Linked DNA regions of Homo sapiens: region 1 is linked to region 2. The links are chromatin loops, found by intact Hi-C in ENCODE. Cell type or tissue: B cell. All regions are shown on one strand.

Region 1 (8,000 bases), 180 kb before region 2:
GGCGGGCGGATCATGAGGTCAGAAGATCGAGACCATCCTGGCTAACATGGTGAAACCCCGTCTCTACTAAAAATACAAAAAATTAGCTGGGCGTGGTGGCGGTTGCCTGTAGTCCTAGCTACTCGGGAGGCTGAGGCACGAGAATGGCATGAACCCGGAGCTTGCAGTGAGTCAAGATCGTGCCACTGCACTCCAGCCTGGGCGACAGAGTGAGACTCCATCTAAAAAAAAAAAAAAAAAAAGAACTAAAAGTAGAACTACCATTTGATTCAGGAATCCCACAACTGGGTATCTACCCAGAGGAAAAAAAGTCATTATACAAAAAAGATACTTGCATGTGCATGTTTATAGCAGCACGATTCACAATTGCAAAATCATGGAACCAACCCAAATGCCCATCAATCAATGAGTGGGTAAAGAAACTGTGGTATATACACACAATGGAATACTATGCAGCCATAAAAAGGAATGAATTAACAGCATTTGCAGTGACCTGGATGAGATTGGAGACTATTATTCTAAGTGAAGTAACTCAGGAATGGAAAACCAAACATCGCATGTTCTCACTGATATGTGGGAGCTAAGCTATGAGGACGCAAAGGCATAAGAATGATAAAATGGGCCGGGCACAGCGGCTCACGCCTGTAATCCCAGCACTTTGGGAGGCCAAGGTGGGCGGATCATGAGGTCAGGAGTTTGAGACCAGCCTGACCTACATGGTGAAACCCCCATTTCTACTAAAAATACAAAAATTAGCTGGGCGTGGTGGTGCGTGCCTGTAATCCCAGCTACTCAGGAGGCTGAGGCAGGAGAACCGCTTGAACCCAGGAGGTGGAAGTTGCAGTGAGCCGAGAGTGCATCACTGCACTCCAACCTGGGTGACAGAGCGAGACTCCATCTCAAAAGAAAAAAAAAAAGAATGATAAAATGGACTTTGGAGACTTGAGGGGAAGAGTGGGAAGGGGGCAAGGGATAAAAGACTACAAATATGGTGCAGTGTATACTGCTCGGGAGATGGGTGCACCACAATCTCACAAATCACCTCTAAAGAGCTCACTCATGTAACCAAGTACTGCCTGTACTCCAATAACTTATGGAAAAATAAATAATGAACAAAAAAAAAAAAAAAAAAGACTGCCCTGAGGGATGTGGCTGCCACCTACTGGCAAATTCTGGGCTTGTTCACTGGCTCTTGATGACAAAAGGGGGCCCCGAGAACTCCTTTTCAAGAAGTCTACTTCATTTTAAGTAAATTGGGCAAAAGGGAGATCCTGGCCCTTTAATCCTCAGCCTCACCCCTGGTTTCACGAGCTTCACCGACACACAATTTGAAGGCCTGCTTGGACAGAGGAGCCCTGCCAGGAAGGGAAAGATCATAGTTTAGTCAGTACTGTTCCCAGACCTGGGGCAAGTGCCTTGTGTGACAGAGTTAAAGGTAACAACCCTTCCTCAAAGATTTTTTTTTTTTTTTTAGACAGAGTCTTGCTGTGTTGCCCAGGCTGGAGTGCAGTGGTGCAATCTCAGCTCACTGCAACCTCCACCTCCCAGGTTCAAGCAATTCTCATGCTTAGGAGGCTGATGACTCCCAAGAAGCTGGGATTACAGATGTGCACCACCACACCCAGCTAATTTCTGTATTTTTAGTAGAGACGTTGTTTCACCAGGTTGGCCAGGCTGGTCTCAAACTTCTGGCTTCAAGTAATCTGCCCTCCTCGGCCTCCCAAAGTGCTGGGATTACAGGCGTGAGCTACCGCACCCAGTCTCAAAGTTTTTCTTCTACAGGAAAAGCTTTAGAGTAAGCACAGTGGTGTTTGTGTGTGCACATGATCACTTCTTTAATCCTAGCACTGTTATGTACCATTAGAAACTGAACAATAATTATTCTCAGGCTCAGCAACTTTGGTCTAGGGAGCCCCCAGTGCTGAAGGCCAATCAGGGAAAAAGAAAGCAAAAGAAAGAAAGAAAATGGCAGTAGGAAGAGGAATAAAAAAATAAAGAGGAAGGGTGAAAAAGTGGAGAGGGAGAAAAAAGGAGATACATACAGTGAGATGGTGGGATAATTTTTAGCAGCTTCCATAAATGCTTCCAGGGCATCAAAACCTGGATAAATTCTTTCATTTGGAGTTAGTGATCACAATTAATCTCAAGAATGAATTTCTAAGAGAACAGGAATTGCTGCACCAAGTAGTGTTCCTTTACCCCCGAGCTATAGCACCTAACCTGGCACCACACTCCCCATAGGAGATAAGCCAATGCCAACGATCGACCAATTGACCCTCACAATCCAGTAGCAGGGACAGAACCTGAGTAGAAGATTGGGGTTTAGGGCCAGTCACTTGGACATTCTGTATAAATTTCAGTCCCAAATGGTTCTTTTATCTCTTTATTCCTCTCCCACTCTTGCCGTCTCGTCTGTTTCTAGGTATGAGATTATAGGTGGAAGATGCAGGCAGATGGGAGACTAAGAGGGAGAAAAGGGAGCAAGACTATTAAAATACACATTTTAGGGAAAAAAAAACCTAGAAAATATTAGGACCTTGGAAAAGCAAGTCATACACATAAAAAACACGGTAGCAGATGACAGAAGGAGAAGCATAGTTTACCCACTTACAGGTTTGAATTAAGACACAGACAGAGAAAAGTACACATACAAGGACACTATGCTTCAGTAGGGAGCAAGGTAAACTGAAGTGAACGAGACTTACTGGGGTAGATGGTGGTAGAACAAGAAAGTTAGGACTATAGAAAGAACTGACTTAGACTAAGATAGAGGACTGCAATGACTTGCATGCAAATTACATTTAGACACAAAGTAGGATTTCCTAGATCTTCACTGTTCTTTGTTTCAGCTTCATTTCACAATATTTGAGATAGGGCAATACTGGGCCATTCTGGGGTCTTTGCACTCTAGTTTCTAGTTCATGGGGTATTAGTGTTTGGGACTTGCTTCTTACACCTAGGGAAGAAATATATCTAAGGCCAAGCTGGACTAATAAGCAGAGGGATGAGGGAGCCTGGGAGGTAACATGAGAATGTAAACTACAGCAGAAAAGACTGCAGACACATGGGCTTTCCAGCTACCAGAGAATACTTCAGGATAAAGTATGGGGCTCTCCTCAAAAAGAGCTCTATTCGTGTGAGAAGGGAGTAAGTGAAGATCTCAGCACAGCTCTGCTCGGAGTATTAAGGTGACTTTTTTTTTTTTTTTTTTTTTTGAGACAGGGTCTTACTCTGTCGCCCAGGCTAGAGAGCAGTGGCGCGATCTCGGCTCGCCGCAACCTCCGCCTCATGGGTTCAAGCGATTCTCCTGCCTCAGCCTCCCTAGTAGCTGGGATTACAGGCACCCGCCACCATACGTGGCTAATTTTTGTATTTTTAGTAGGGACCGGGTTTCACCATGTTGGGCAGGCTGGTCTTGAACTCCTGACCTCAGGTGATTCACCCGCCTCAGCCTCCCAAAGTGCTGGGATTACAGGCTTGAGCAACCATGCCTGGCCTTAAGGTGACTTTTAAACATAGTCACCTTAATGACAATGGCCAGGCATGGTGGCTCATGCCTGTAATCTCAGCACTTTAGGAGGCCAAGGAGGGAGGATCACTTGAGCCCACAAGTTTGAGACCAGCCTAGGCAACATAAGCAAGACCCTATCTCAAAATAATAATAATAACAATACATTTTTTAAAAATTAAAAGAAAGAAATAAAACAGAATACTGAAGTTCTGGTTTAGAACAGGACTGATTCTTAGGCTAATGACCTTCCTGGTCTCCACAGATGCAAAACTTCACTTAAACTCTAGTTGGTACCAACATTTACCAGTCCAGCAACAGAAGGAGAAGGATACAGCCCTTTTGAGTCATGGAAAACAAAGACACATTTGGAGTCTTTGTGTTTCGTGGCATATGTATGGAAGGGGTCTTGAGTGTTATTTCTTTTTTCCGCAAACCCCAACACATAAATAGGTGTTTATGGGTCCACATAGTTGGTCAGATGATGGTGGAAGTTATAATCTTTTCAAGTTCCAATATATAGATGTAATGGAAAAAAATGCCTTGTTAATTACACATGGACATAGAGGGAGATGGGGTACAGTAGAAATGTGGTATGAAATAAAAGATTCTACTGACAATGTTCAGGAAGCAGAGGAAGAAATATAAAGCAAAAAACCCCCAAGCTGACTCAGTAGTTATTTGGCAAAACCTTTGCTCAAGGTTCTTCTTTCCCTACAACTAACAAATGAGAAATGGGGGAGAGAGTGGCATGTCTCCAAAAACTGATCCTTCCTGCCACCCACAGCACAAGAGACATGACGGTACATCTAAAGTTTGCTTGAATCAGAGTGGAGAGGACTCTGACACTGAGTGGTGACTCACCTGTGAGATCATGTGATTATTCAAGGGTGGCTGTTGCTGAGGCGTGGGTGGGAGAGCAGGAAGTTGCTGCTGCTGCTGCTGCTGTTGCTGCTGGGCAGTACAAGGGAGAAGCCCCCGGACAGACTGGGATGAGGTGACCTGGTTGCACACTTCTGGGGCACCTAGTGCCATACCTAAGGCAAAGAAGAAACCCACAAAAAGTTGTAAGCATAAGCCACGAACACATTATCCCTGGAAGCTTAGTCAGAGGGCTCTACTTTTTCTTTGCCTTTCCTCTTTATTCCCTTTTGTCCCCTCCCCCACTGTCTTTTGAAGATTCACAGATGAGCACAGATGCATTTCAGCTGCCTTGCTGATGCCAGTCCTCCTCTTTGCAGGCTTCTGCTCCCTAGGGACAGGAACCACCTTGACTGTCAAGTTTGGTTATGAAATTGAACAAAATGTGAGGCTGCTGAAGCACCTCCCCTGAAGTGTCTGGAATCTGTCCATCAAACTTAGATAGCTGAAAATATAAATGCTTACTTCCTGGGAAGGCACAGATTTTTGGTCTCTTAAGAGATCCGTCCTTTTGCTAGAGAGAGAGAGATCTGTCTTCTCTTTGCTTTCTTCTCAATTTGCAACATCTCTTATAAAAGTTGCTGAGGGCCGGGCGCAGTGGCTCATGCCTGTAATCCCAGCACTTTGCGAGGCTGAGGCGGGTGGATCACCTGAGGTCAGGAGTTTGAGACCAGCCTGGCCAACCAACATAGTGAAACTCCGTCTCTACTGAAAATATAAAAATTATCCGAGCTTGAGGGTGGGCGCCTGTAATCCCAGCTACCTGGGAGGCTGAGACAGGAGAATCGCTTGAACCCAGGAGGCAGAGGTTGCAGTGAGCTGAGATCGCGCCATGACACTCCAGCCTGGGCGACAAGAGCGAGACTCGGTCTCAAAAAAAAAAAAAAAAAAAATGTTGCTGAGAAAACTTCAAGCATACACATAACCTTTATCCAACTCATTTCCCCATTTCTAGGCTCTCCAAGGCATGAACTCATTCAACACAACATACTTTACTATGTGCCAAGCACTGTATAATGAACTAAAGACATAAAGATGAGTGAAACACAGTCCTTGCCCTTAACAGCACAGGAACTTTTTTCTTTTTTTGAGACAGGGTCTCACTCTGTCGCCCAGGCTGGAATGCAGTGGCACGATCTTGGCTCACTGCAACCTCCACCTCCCAGGTTCAAGCGATTCTTCTGCCTCAGCCTCCCAAGTAGCTGGGATTACAGGCACCCACCACCACGCCCAACTAATTTTGATGTCTTTGGTAGAGATGGGGTTTTGCCTTGTTGGCCAGGCTGGTTTCGAACTCCTGGCCTCAAGTGATCTGCCTGCCTCTGCCTCCCAGAGTGCTAGAATTACAGGTGTGAGCCACCATGCCCAGCCAACAGCACAGGAACTTCTGATGGGAGATAGACATCCACATGACAATTATAATCTGATAAGGATAAGGAATACATCAGTGATATCGACAAAGTTGCATGAAAGCAAAGATGAGGAAGCAAAAACTCCTGGGAGGGTCAGGAAAGGATTTAAAGAGGGGTCAGCAGGAAAGCTGGGGTTGAAGAATGACAGATGCTTATAAGACCAAGAGGAAACAAAGCTAATGCCATATTCAAGAAATGGTTGGTTGGGTGTGGTGGCTCATGCCTGTAATCCCAGCACTTTGGGAGGCTTAGGTGGGTGGATCACCTGACATCAGGAGTTTGAGACCAGCCTGGCCAACGTGGTGAAACCCCATCTCTACTAAAAATACAAAAAATTAGCCGGCCGTGGTGGCGGGTGCCTGTGATCACAGCTACTCGAAAGGCTGAGGCAGGAGAATCGCTTGAACCCGGGAGGCGGAGGTTGCAGTGAGCCGAGGTCGTGCCATTGCGTAACAAGAGCAAGACTCCATCTCAAAAAAAAAAAAAGGAAAGAAAGAAATGGTTGGAAAGAAGGAAAGATCTGGAAATTAGACAGCAATGGCAAACTGGAGTCAGGAAGTTATGCTATATTAAGTAATTTGGATTTTACTATTCAGGTGAGGATGCAGAAACGAACATTTTTAAAAGACTACTGATGAGTTTAGATCTGTTTTAGATTGGCAAACTGGCTCTAAAAAGGGCTAAGCAACCAGATGCAATGGCTCATGTCTGTAATCCCAGCTACTTGGGAGTCTGAGGTGGGAGGATCATCTGGGCCCAGGAGTTCAAGGCTGCAGTAAGCTGTGATGGTGCAACTGCAATCCAGCCTGGATAACAGCAAGACCCCGACTCTTGAAAAAGCAAAAAAAAAATCATAAAAAGAGCTGAGAATGGAGTAGAGATATCAGTTTGGGCGCCAGTGTCATAATTACATAAAAGAAAATAAAAGTGTGGATAAAGGCTGAGGCAGTGGGATTAGAAAGGAGGTAACAGAGAAGGGCAGCAGAGACCTAGGGGTCAGAGGCAAAATCTTCAGCACTACTGATGTCTTCTGAGGATAACTACAGAACTTCTGGGATGAGATTCAAGCAACTCTTCAAAGGGAGGAGGACGATGAAATAGAGGTCTAAATGCCCTTCTGCTAAGAGAGCAGCAGAAATAGATAGAGAAGGTTTTGTAGCAGGAGAGCTGATGGGTGGTTACAGAGCTTTCATGTGGAACATAGGAGTGTCTGCTCCTTTCCAGTGACTGAGCTCCAGAGAAGCAGCCATAGCAGCATCCCTCTAAATTCTAGCCTATTAGCTGGTATCAATTAATTACAAACTACTAAACTCTAAGGATTCCCTCTGCTCTACAAAGCCTCTACAATCTCAAGAGTCATAGAATGAAAGTGGCTATCATTTTCATCTTAGTATATAACTTGAGACCTGGGCTGATATGGATGTTCCACCTTACATGAAAATCAGAGAAAATAATCTAATCACAATCAATTCTTTTTTTTTTTCCAATCAGGCAGAAGGTTTGAAAGAAAATGAGGAGGACTAAATCCAAGCAAGGACAATGGATCCAAAATTCAAATGTCCCTTCCCCTGGCTGTATTAGGTTTCCAGGAAACTATACTGGGACAAATGTTTTATTGAAAGTAAATATGGGCTGGGCGTGGTGACTCACGCCTGTAATCCCAGCACTTTAGGAGGCTGAGGCAGGCAGATCACCTCAGGTCAGGAGTTTGAGACCAGCCTGACCAACATGGTGAGACCTCACCTCTACTAAAAATACAAAAATTAGTCAGGTGTGGTGGCGCATGCCTGTAATCCCAGCTATTCAAGCGGCTGAGGCAGGAGAATCACTTGAACCCGGGAGACAGAGGTTGCAGTGAGCTGAGATCACACCACTGCATTCCAGCCTGGGCAACAGAGGAGACTCTGTCTCAAAAAAAAAAGTAAATATCAGTGATGTTTCACAGGAGACAAGCAAGAAGGGATGGGTATGACATGGAAGAAAAGAAGCTGTAATACCTGGCCTGGAGATCCTTCCCGCACTGCCGCCTTTACTGCTGCCGATGCTGTCACCTCGGGTAAGGATAGAGATTCCACTGAAGCTGCTAGCTTTGGTGACAGGGGGTCGCATGCTCCGGACAGAGCCATCAGAGTCTGTGCTGCTCCAAGGGCGTGGCTCCA
Region 2 (8,000 bases):
CTGGCTGACCACTAGGTTTGGAAGACCCAGGCAGCTGGCTCTAAAGAGGCCCCAGGTCAGTAGCCAGACATGAGCTGTGAGGGTCAAGCACAGCTATCCATCAGATGATCTACTTTCAGCCTTCCTGAGTCCCAGACAATAGAAGACAGGTGGCTGTACCCTTGGCCAAGGGTAGGTGTGGCAGTGGTGTCTGCTGTCACTGTGCCCTCATTGGCCCCCAGCAATCAGACTCAACAGACGGAGCAACTGCCATCCGAGGCTCCTGAACCAGGGCCATTCACCAGGAGCATGCGGCTCCCTGATGTCCAGCTCTGGCTGGTGCTGCTGTGGGCACTGGTGCGAGCACAGGGGACAGGGTCTGTGTGTCCCTCCTGTGGGGGCTCCAAACTGGCACCCCAAGCAGAACGAGCTCTGGTGCTGGAGCTAGCCAAGCAGCAAATCCTGGATGGGTTGCACCTGACCAGTCGTCCCAGAATAACTCATCCTCCACCCCAGGCAGCGCTGACCAGAGCCCTCCGGAGACTACAGCCAGGGAGTGTGGCTCCAGGGAATGGGGAGGAGGTCATCAGCTTTGCTACTGTCACAGGTGGGTGAGGGAGAGAGCAACAGGCAAAGAGCAGACAGGGAAAGGGAGGCAGAAGGGGAGCCTGGCAGGAGCAGCAGAGGGAGTGGGGTGTGGCAGGAGAAGGAGGAGCTGGGGCAGGGACTGGTTGCAGAGGACACAAAGCAGTCTCTACTTTTCTAGAGGTAGGTTCGAGGGAGAGCAGTGGGCAGGGCTTGGGGAGTCTCAGAGGAGAGCTTCATCTCTACTCACATTTTCTTTCCCTTTTCTGTCTTTCGGGCAGACTCCACTTCAGCCTACAGCTCCCTGCTCACTTTTCACCTGTCCACTCCTCGGTCCCACCACCTGTACCATGCCCGCCTGTGGCTGCACGTGCTCCCCACCCTTCCTGGCACTCTTTGCTTGAGGATCTTCCGATGGGGACCAAGGAGGAGGCGCCAAGGGTCCCGCACTCTCCTGGCTGAGCACCACATCACCAACCTGGGCTGGCATACCTTAACTCTGCCCTCTAGTGGCTTGAGGGGTGAGAAGTCTGGTGTCCTGAAACTGCAACTAGACTGCAGACCCCTAGAAGGCAACAGCACAGTTACTGGACAACCGAGGCGGCTCTTGGACACAGCAGGACACCAGCAGCCCTTCCTAGAGCTTAAGATCCGAGCCAATGAGCCTGGAGCAGGCCGGGCCAGGAGGAGGACCCCCACCTGTGAGCCTGCGACCCCCTTATGTTGCAGGCGAGACCATTACGTAGACTTCCAGGAACTGGGATGGCGGGACTGGATACTGCAGCCCGAGGGGTACCAGCTGAATTACTGCAGTGGGCAGTGCCCTCCCCACCTGGCTGGCAGCCCAGGCATTGCTGCCTCTTTCCATTCTGCCGTCTTCAGCCTCCTCAAAGCCAACAATCCTTGGCCTGCCAGTACCTCCTGTTGTGTCCCTACTGCCCGAAGGCCCCTCTCTCTCCTCTACCTGGATCATAATGGCAATGTGGTCAAGACGGATGTGCCAGATATGGTGGTGGAGGCCTGTGGCTGCAGCTAGCAAGAGGACCTGGGGCTTTGGAGTGAAGAGACCAAGATGAAGTTTCCCAGGCACAGGGCATCTGTGACTGGAGGCATCAGATTCCTGATCCACACCCCAACCCAACAACCACCTGGCAATATGACTCACTTGACCCCTATGGGACCCAAATGGGCACTTTCTTGTCTGAGACTCTGGCTTATTCCAGGTTGGCTGATGTGTTGGGAGATGGGTAAAGCGTTTCTTCTAAAGGGGTCTACCCAGAAAGCATGATTTCCTGCCCTAAGTCCTGTGAGAAGATGTCAGGGACTAGGGAGGGAGGGAGGGAAGGCAGAGAAAAATTACTTAGCCTCTCCCAAGATGAGAAAGTCCTCAAGTGAGGGGAGGAGGAAGCAGATAGATGGTCCAGCAGGCTTGAAGCAGGGTAAGCAGGCTGGCCCAGGGTAAGGGCTGTTGAGGTACCTTAAGGGAAGGTCAAGAGGGAGATGGGCAAGGCGCTGAGGGAGGATGCTTAGGGGACCCCCAGAAACAGGAGTCAGGAAAATGAGGCACTAAGCCTAAGAAGTTCCCTGGTTTTTCCCAGGGGACAGGACCCACTGGGAGACAAGCATTTATACTTTCTTTCTTCTTTTTTATTTTTTTGAGATCGAGTCTCGCTCTGTCACCAGGCTGGAGTGCAGTGACACGATCTTGGCTCACTGCAACCTCCGTCTCCTGGGTTCAAGTGATTCTTCTGCCTCAGCCTCCCGAGCAGCTGGGATTACAGGCGCCCACTAATTTTTGTATTCTTAGTAGAAACGAGGTTTCAACATGTTGGCCAGGATGGTCTCAATCTCTTGACCTCTTGATCCACCCGACTTGGCCTCCCGAAGTGATGAGATTATAGGCGTGAGCCACCGCGCCTGGCTTATACTTTCTTAATAAAAAGGAGAAAGAAAATCAACAAATGTGAGTCATAAAGAAGGGTTAGGGTGATGGTCCAGAGCAACAGTTCTTCAAGTGTACTCTGTAGGCTTCTGGGAGGTCCCTTTTCAGGGGTGTCCACAAAGTCAAAGCTATTTTCATAATAATACTAACATGTTATTTGCCTTTTGAATTCTCATTATCTTAAAATTGTATTGTGGAGTTTTCCAGAGGCCGTGTGACATGTGATTACATCATCTTTCTGACATCATTGTTAATGGAATGTGTGCTTGTATGGTCTTGTGTTACAGTCTTTTTCAGTTTTAATTTCTAATGTGGTGAATTGATAGATGTAAATCATATGAACAAAAGCTCAATGATTTTTTTTTTTTTGAGACGGAGTCTCGCTCTGTCGCCCAGGCTGGAGTGCAGTGGCACAATCTCGGCTCACTGCAACCTCCACCTCCCAGGTTCAAGCGATTCTCCTGCCTCAGCCTCCTGAGTAGCTGGGACTACAGGCCTGCGCCACCATGCCCAGCTATTTTTTGTATTTTTAGTAGAGATGGGGTTTCACCATGTTGGCCAGGCTGGTCTCGGACTCCTGACTTGAGGTGATCCGCCTGCCTTGGCCTCCCAAAGTGCTGGGATTACAGGTCTGAGCCACTGTGCCTAACCTAATGACTTTTAAGAGTATAGAGGAAACCAAAAAGTTTGAGACTCACTGGTCTATAGAACTGGGTGGGGAGAAGAAAGTAAGGTGTTCTAAGAGAGCTCTTCTTGCTGGGCACCGGTGGTCCCAGCTACTTAGGAGGCTAAGGCCGGAAGACCGCTTAAACCCAGGAGTTCGAGGCTATGATCACACTTGTGAATAGCCTCTGCACTCCAGCCTGGGCAAATAGTGAGGCCCCGTCCCAAATAAAAATAAATAAATACATAAATACATAAATAGCTCCTCTGGAAGAAGGGGCTCGAGGCTGGGACAGGAGCATGTGTGGGGTGCCTTTTTTTCAGTGCCCATTAGTCTGGTCTGACTGAGCTGGGTCTCTGACCCTCTGGGGATAACTAGCCTGGGTCAAAGTCCCAGATCTCCCCCTACCTTCACCTTTTCTTTTCCCCCTTGACCCTCAGACTGAACAGTTAACCCACTGACCTTCCACACCCAAGGGGGTGGTTCTTGGAAGCAGAGCTAGGATGTGGGAGGTCTGCCTGTGGGGTTGAAAAAAAGGGGAGAGGGTGCCCTTTTTCCTTGTCATGCTTCCTCCTCTTTCTCATAAAAATCAGAGACTGAAATGCTGCCCCTCCCTTATATCCGGTCACGATGGCAATGCAAATCTAAAGAGGCAGGGCACTTCCCTGTCAGGCAGTACCGCTGGGCATAGCAACCTCTGCCTCTCCGTTTCTCAGAGCTCACATATCCACCTCCTGGGCTTTTAAGTGGGCTTTAGTGAGGGGCTCCTCCTTCAACTGGGCTCCTCCTTCAGTTCCCCAGCTCTTCTGCTTCGACTCCGAGCGGGTGTCATGTGTGAGAACGGCCAGCAGAGGGAGCAGAAAGCCTGGAAGAGCAGCTAGAGCCTGCAGTGACGTGGTGCGGAGGGGCGGCACCCTCCAGAACTTCGAGACGTAGAGCCGGGGTTCTAGGGAAAGGGGCTTCAGTCCCAGGGCTCCTTGGTGACCTCGTGAACCACACCCTGCACCCAGAGCCTCAGCCGCTGCTCCTTGCTTTTATGCTCCATAGACTCCTCACCTTCTTCCAGAGCCCCCAACCCAACTTGATTTGCCCCAAACCGCAACTCTGTCCCGGCCGCTGCAAGTTCCATCCAAAGGGTGAGGCCTGCAGATAAACCACAGGATGGCAGAATGCTCAGTTAGCACCAACCAAAGGCGACTACCCTACCTCCACTATTATCGTTCTCGGTTGAACTTCTCCCCCTGCCCCGCAATATTTTCCTCAATCTGGTTGTCGGGGCCTCTTTGGGGCCAGCCGATCCAGAAATCCAAGCCGGGATTTAGTACTCACCAACAGCAGCGTGTTCAGCCGGGGCGGGGGGGGGGGCGTAAGCAGTATAGGGTCCCTCAAGGGAGGGGGAGGATCCTGGGGGTCCTGGGGGTGCAATAAGCCCGGCACCCCTTCTCTTGCTTCCAGCTACCCCGCCTCATCCTCCAGAACGGCAAGAGGGAGGGAAATAGAAGGGAGGTGAGGGGCGAGCGGGAAGAGCGGCGGCGCGCCAGCGGCTGGAGAGAGAAAAAGTTTTTGCAAAAGGGAAAAAAAAAGTTTGCGCTTCTCGCGGGTGGTCCGGGCTTGCGGCCCGGCGGGCTGGGCCGGCGGGAGGGCTGGGGGCCAGGTTGGGGGGGTGGGGGTGGCATCGAGGCTGCGCTGCCGTGGCCCTCTCCGCCCCCCCTCCCCACCGCACACCCCCCAGCCCAGACTCCAGCCCTGGACCGCGCATCCCGAGCCCAGCGCCCAGACAGAGGTGAGAAGGGGGGGCAGGCGGGGGACCACCTGGGAGCAGTGGGGGAGGGGGCCTGAGGGGATGCTCAGCTTCTTAGGGACTCATCCCAGACCCGGGACATAGAGGCAAAATAGGGGTGGGAGAGCCTGGGGTGAGACATTAGAAACTCCAGATTTTTCACTTGTGTCTTTCTCTGTATCTTCTTTTTCTTCCCTTTTTTTCTTCTGTCAGTCTGTGTATCTCTGTCTCAGGGAACCGTGGGTCTTTGTCTCCGCCTCTCCCATATATTAGAAATATCTTACTTTCATGCGGTTAAGTTTAAGAGGCTGGAGGGATGGCTAGCTGGAGGTCTGCGTTGTAGAGAGGTAACCCCAGGTGTGTGTCTGCGCGTGGGGTAGGAAGATGTCAGTGTTTCTGAAAGGTGGGGACTGCAAAGGAGGGAGCTCCAGGTGGGGTGGGGACGGGTGTGTGGGAGGCAACAGAGCCACTAGGGGCCAGCCAGGCTTGAACCTTTGACCTGTCTTGTGACAGATGTGCCAGTGGATGCTTGTGCTTTAGGGGAAAGGAGTGTCTTCTGGACTTGGAAGGGGGCTGGGGCGGGGGGGGGCTGTCCAAGGTCTAGTGAAGGCCCTAGAATGACCCCATGCAATTTGGACTCCTGAGTCCCAAGGGCTGTGGGCAAGGAGCTCAGGAGGAGCCGGGGAGACCTTGTCTTGACCCTCTGACCTCAGGACCACCGGGGCAGCGGGAGCCAGCCGCAGGGAGACCCCTACCGGGGCTGGGCGGGACCACTGGCCACTGCCAGCCTGTGTATCCCCGTTGGCACCCCGCCCAAACGGGAGCTGGGGATCGAGGCCCCTCCTCTGGCTCAGACCACCCTGCCTGCCCTTGCTCCCCGCTCTGAATCCTCTTTCAGGTCCCATGACCCCGAAACAATCAGCACTGGGCAGCTAGCTTTCGGGACAGGATTACGGAAAGGGGACCCCGTAGAGCCTGGGGACTGAGGGTTTTAGGGGTCTGGAGAGCTGGGGTCTTCTAGGATAGGTCTTTACGTTCCAGTAGAGGGAGAAGGCGGGCGGTTTCCCGGGGGATATGTAAGGGTCGGAATAAGTGTGGTTTTCCCTAGGGGGCGGGGTCCAGAGACCTCTCCCCCTCCACCATTATCTCCCTGGCATCCCCGCCCTTGACGTCACCAGGGGGTTCCCGGGGGTCTGGAGGGGTTAACCCTTGGGAAGCCGGCTGCTATAACCAGCAACCTAAGGTGTCCGGGCCCCTCCTCCTCCCCATACACACCTAATTTTATTGACCCAGTCACTTTCTCTGCTTTCTCTCCCCTATACTTTCTGGATTCTTCTCCCTTTCTAACCCCACCAACGGGGACCCCCACTCTCCAGTAGTGCCCCCCTGGGCGCCACTGCCTGCTTTCCGGATGTGCTGAGAGGAGGAGGGAAGAATGTGGCCCGCCCCTCAGCCCCCACCCCTATGGCTCGCTCTACTGGGCTCCCGGGGCGGGTGGGGGGAGCGGAGCCGTCTGCAGCCAGTGCCTGCGGCGGCGACTTGGGTGGGCCGAGGAGGCACGGGGGCGGGGAAGGCGGGACCGGGAGTAGGGGGGCGGAGCCGACTCCTGGGAGTTGGGGAGCGGGGGTGCGAGGGGGACGCTGGAAAACAGGGAGACACCGAAGATGGTTTAGGGCTCCGGCAGGGGAACCCTAGAGCTCCCTGTCCCATCCCGAACTCTCACACCCCAGAAAAACTTTACCGAAGCTAAAAAAGTTGGCGACATTTTCCTTTTACTAGCCTGAAGGGGAGATATGGGTGGGCTGTGGAACGCGTGGGCGAGGAGGGGTGTAGCCCCATTTCCTTGGAGGCTCTTCGGCAGCTAGGCAGTGGGGCAGAAAGATGACTGAGTAGGCAAGTTTGGGGGAGTCTCTAGTGTTTGGGGGATCATTTGCAAACTTCCCTCCTTCCCCTGGGTGAGTCATAGAGGGAAGGAGGCGGGAGAATTGTCCCCCCATCCAGCTGCCAACCAGCTGTGCCCCCCGCCCCCCAACATTAGTTCCAAGGTCGAGTTGGGAGGTCTTGGATGCGGGATCCGCACCTCGGTTGGAAAAGGAGGAGTTAGAAAAGGGTACAGCCCAGGCTGCCGGGCCGGGCTGGGTCGCGGGGTCCGGGTTCCGCTCCCCATCTCACCCCGCCCTCACCCTAAATCCCAGCATCCCGGGATCACCCACCGCGCCGGCCGGCCCGGCCCGCTCCCGGTGGTTCTCCACCCCATCCCGCCCCACCCCACCCTCATTCCCGGGAGACTGGAAAACCCGGGATGGAGTCAAAACTGGAGTTTGAAAAGAAAAACGGACAGCAGCACCTTCTTCCTCGCTACGCTTTTATAAGGATCACATTGTTTTTTTCATTCTCTCAGAGTCTCCCCTCATACTTCCTTTCCTGTTCCCCCAAAACAGAGACCAAAAAGATTAGGTGGGCCTGATTTAAACTACCCCAGAATAACACCAGCTTTCACCTTTGTGCCCAACAGACCCAGAAGACTCCCCTCAGGAACCTTACCTCCTCCTCCACACTGTTTTCTGTCTAAGAGGGCAGATGGCTTGTGCTCCCTCCTGGCCCCACCTGGCTCTGTGTCGGGACTGTGGCTAGGGCTCCCTCTGCTGGACACTGCAGAGATTGTACACGGGCTGTCCCTGGGGAGGGGCACGAGAAGGAAGGGGGAACGGGCTCTAGCAGAGCCGCCCAGTGCTTGAAGTCAGATCCATCACACGAGTTCTCCCATCCCACCCTCAAAGCCGGCCCAGGGTTACAGCAAGAAGAATTAGAGGGTCCATGTTACTAAAATCACTTGAAGTTAATATAGGCACAATTAGTCCAAAACATGCCTTCTACACACAGACCACACAGGCAAAGCTCCCACCCAGGCAAAGCTCCCACCCAGTTCCCAAGAAGATCCCCAGAGTACACAGACTACAAGACTGCCTCTGCCTCTCTGGGACATCATTTCCCCTTACCCCTCCCCTCACTCAGCGAGTGATGCTTTTTTTGTTTTGAGACGGAGTCTA

Evidence for each region. A loop is a pair of places that touch in the nucleus more often than their neighbours do. Peaks named below come from ENCODE experiments on the same cell type or tissue, not always from the same donor. Only the 100,000 strongest peaks of a DNase experiment are listed, where the experiment ranks them.
Region 1: a loop joins it to region 2, with 9 times the contacts of the local background. A loop is called at or near these places in 3 of 110 quality-filtered maps.

Annotation. Positions count from the first base shown.
Region 1 is chr12:57,275,986-57,283,985 of GRCh38, forward strand. R3HDM2 (R3H domain containing 2) reads right to left here. Exons shown (of 24, transcript NM_001394031.1): 13 at 7,839-8,000; 14 at 4,373-4,545. Among named protein-coding and RNA genes, the nearest start is that of STAC3, 29 kb to the left of the region's middle. RefSeq lists an enhancer at 3,795-4,994. In B cell, no CTCF peak of the experiment used is centred here; a DNase peak (open chromatin) is centred at 4,396; H3K27ac peaks cover 1,902 bases.
Region 2 is chr12:57,455,249-57,463,248 of GRCh38, forward strand. It overlaps INHBE (inhibin subunit beta E), which reads left to right and starts at 59. Exons shown (of 2, transcript NM_031479.5): 1 at 59-586; 2 at 846-2,777. The coding sequence starts at 289. The coding sequence ends at 1,600. It overlaps GLI1 (GLI family zinc finger 1), which reads left to right and starts at 4,537. Exons shown (of 12, transcript NM_005269.3): 1 at 4,537-4,953. LOC124902947 (a long non-coding RNA gene) reads right to left here and starts at 7,724. Exons shown (of 2, transcript XR_007063335.1): 1 at 7,495-7,724; 2 at 2,194-4,313. RefSeq lists enhancers at 1-32, 4,126-4,205, 4,216-4,265 and a silencer at 6,485-6,534. In B cell, CTCF peaks have their summits at 1,077 (motif pointing left), 1,277, 4,006 (motif pointing right), 7,604 (motif pointing left) and 1 weaker place; DNase peaks (open chromatin) are centred at 1,063, 3,913, 4,463, 7,583 and 6 weaker places; H3K4me3 peaks cover 4,681 bases; H3K27ac peaks cover 4,491 bases.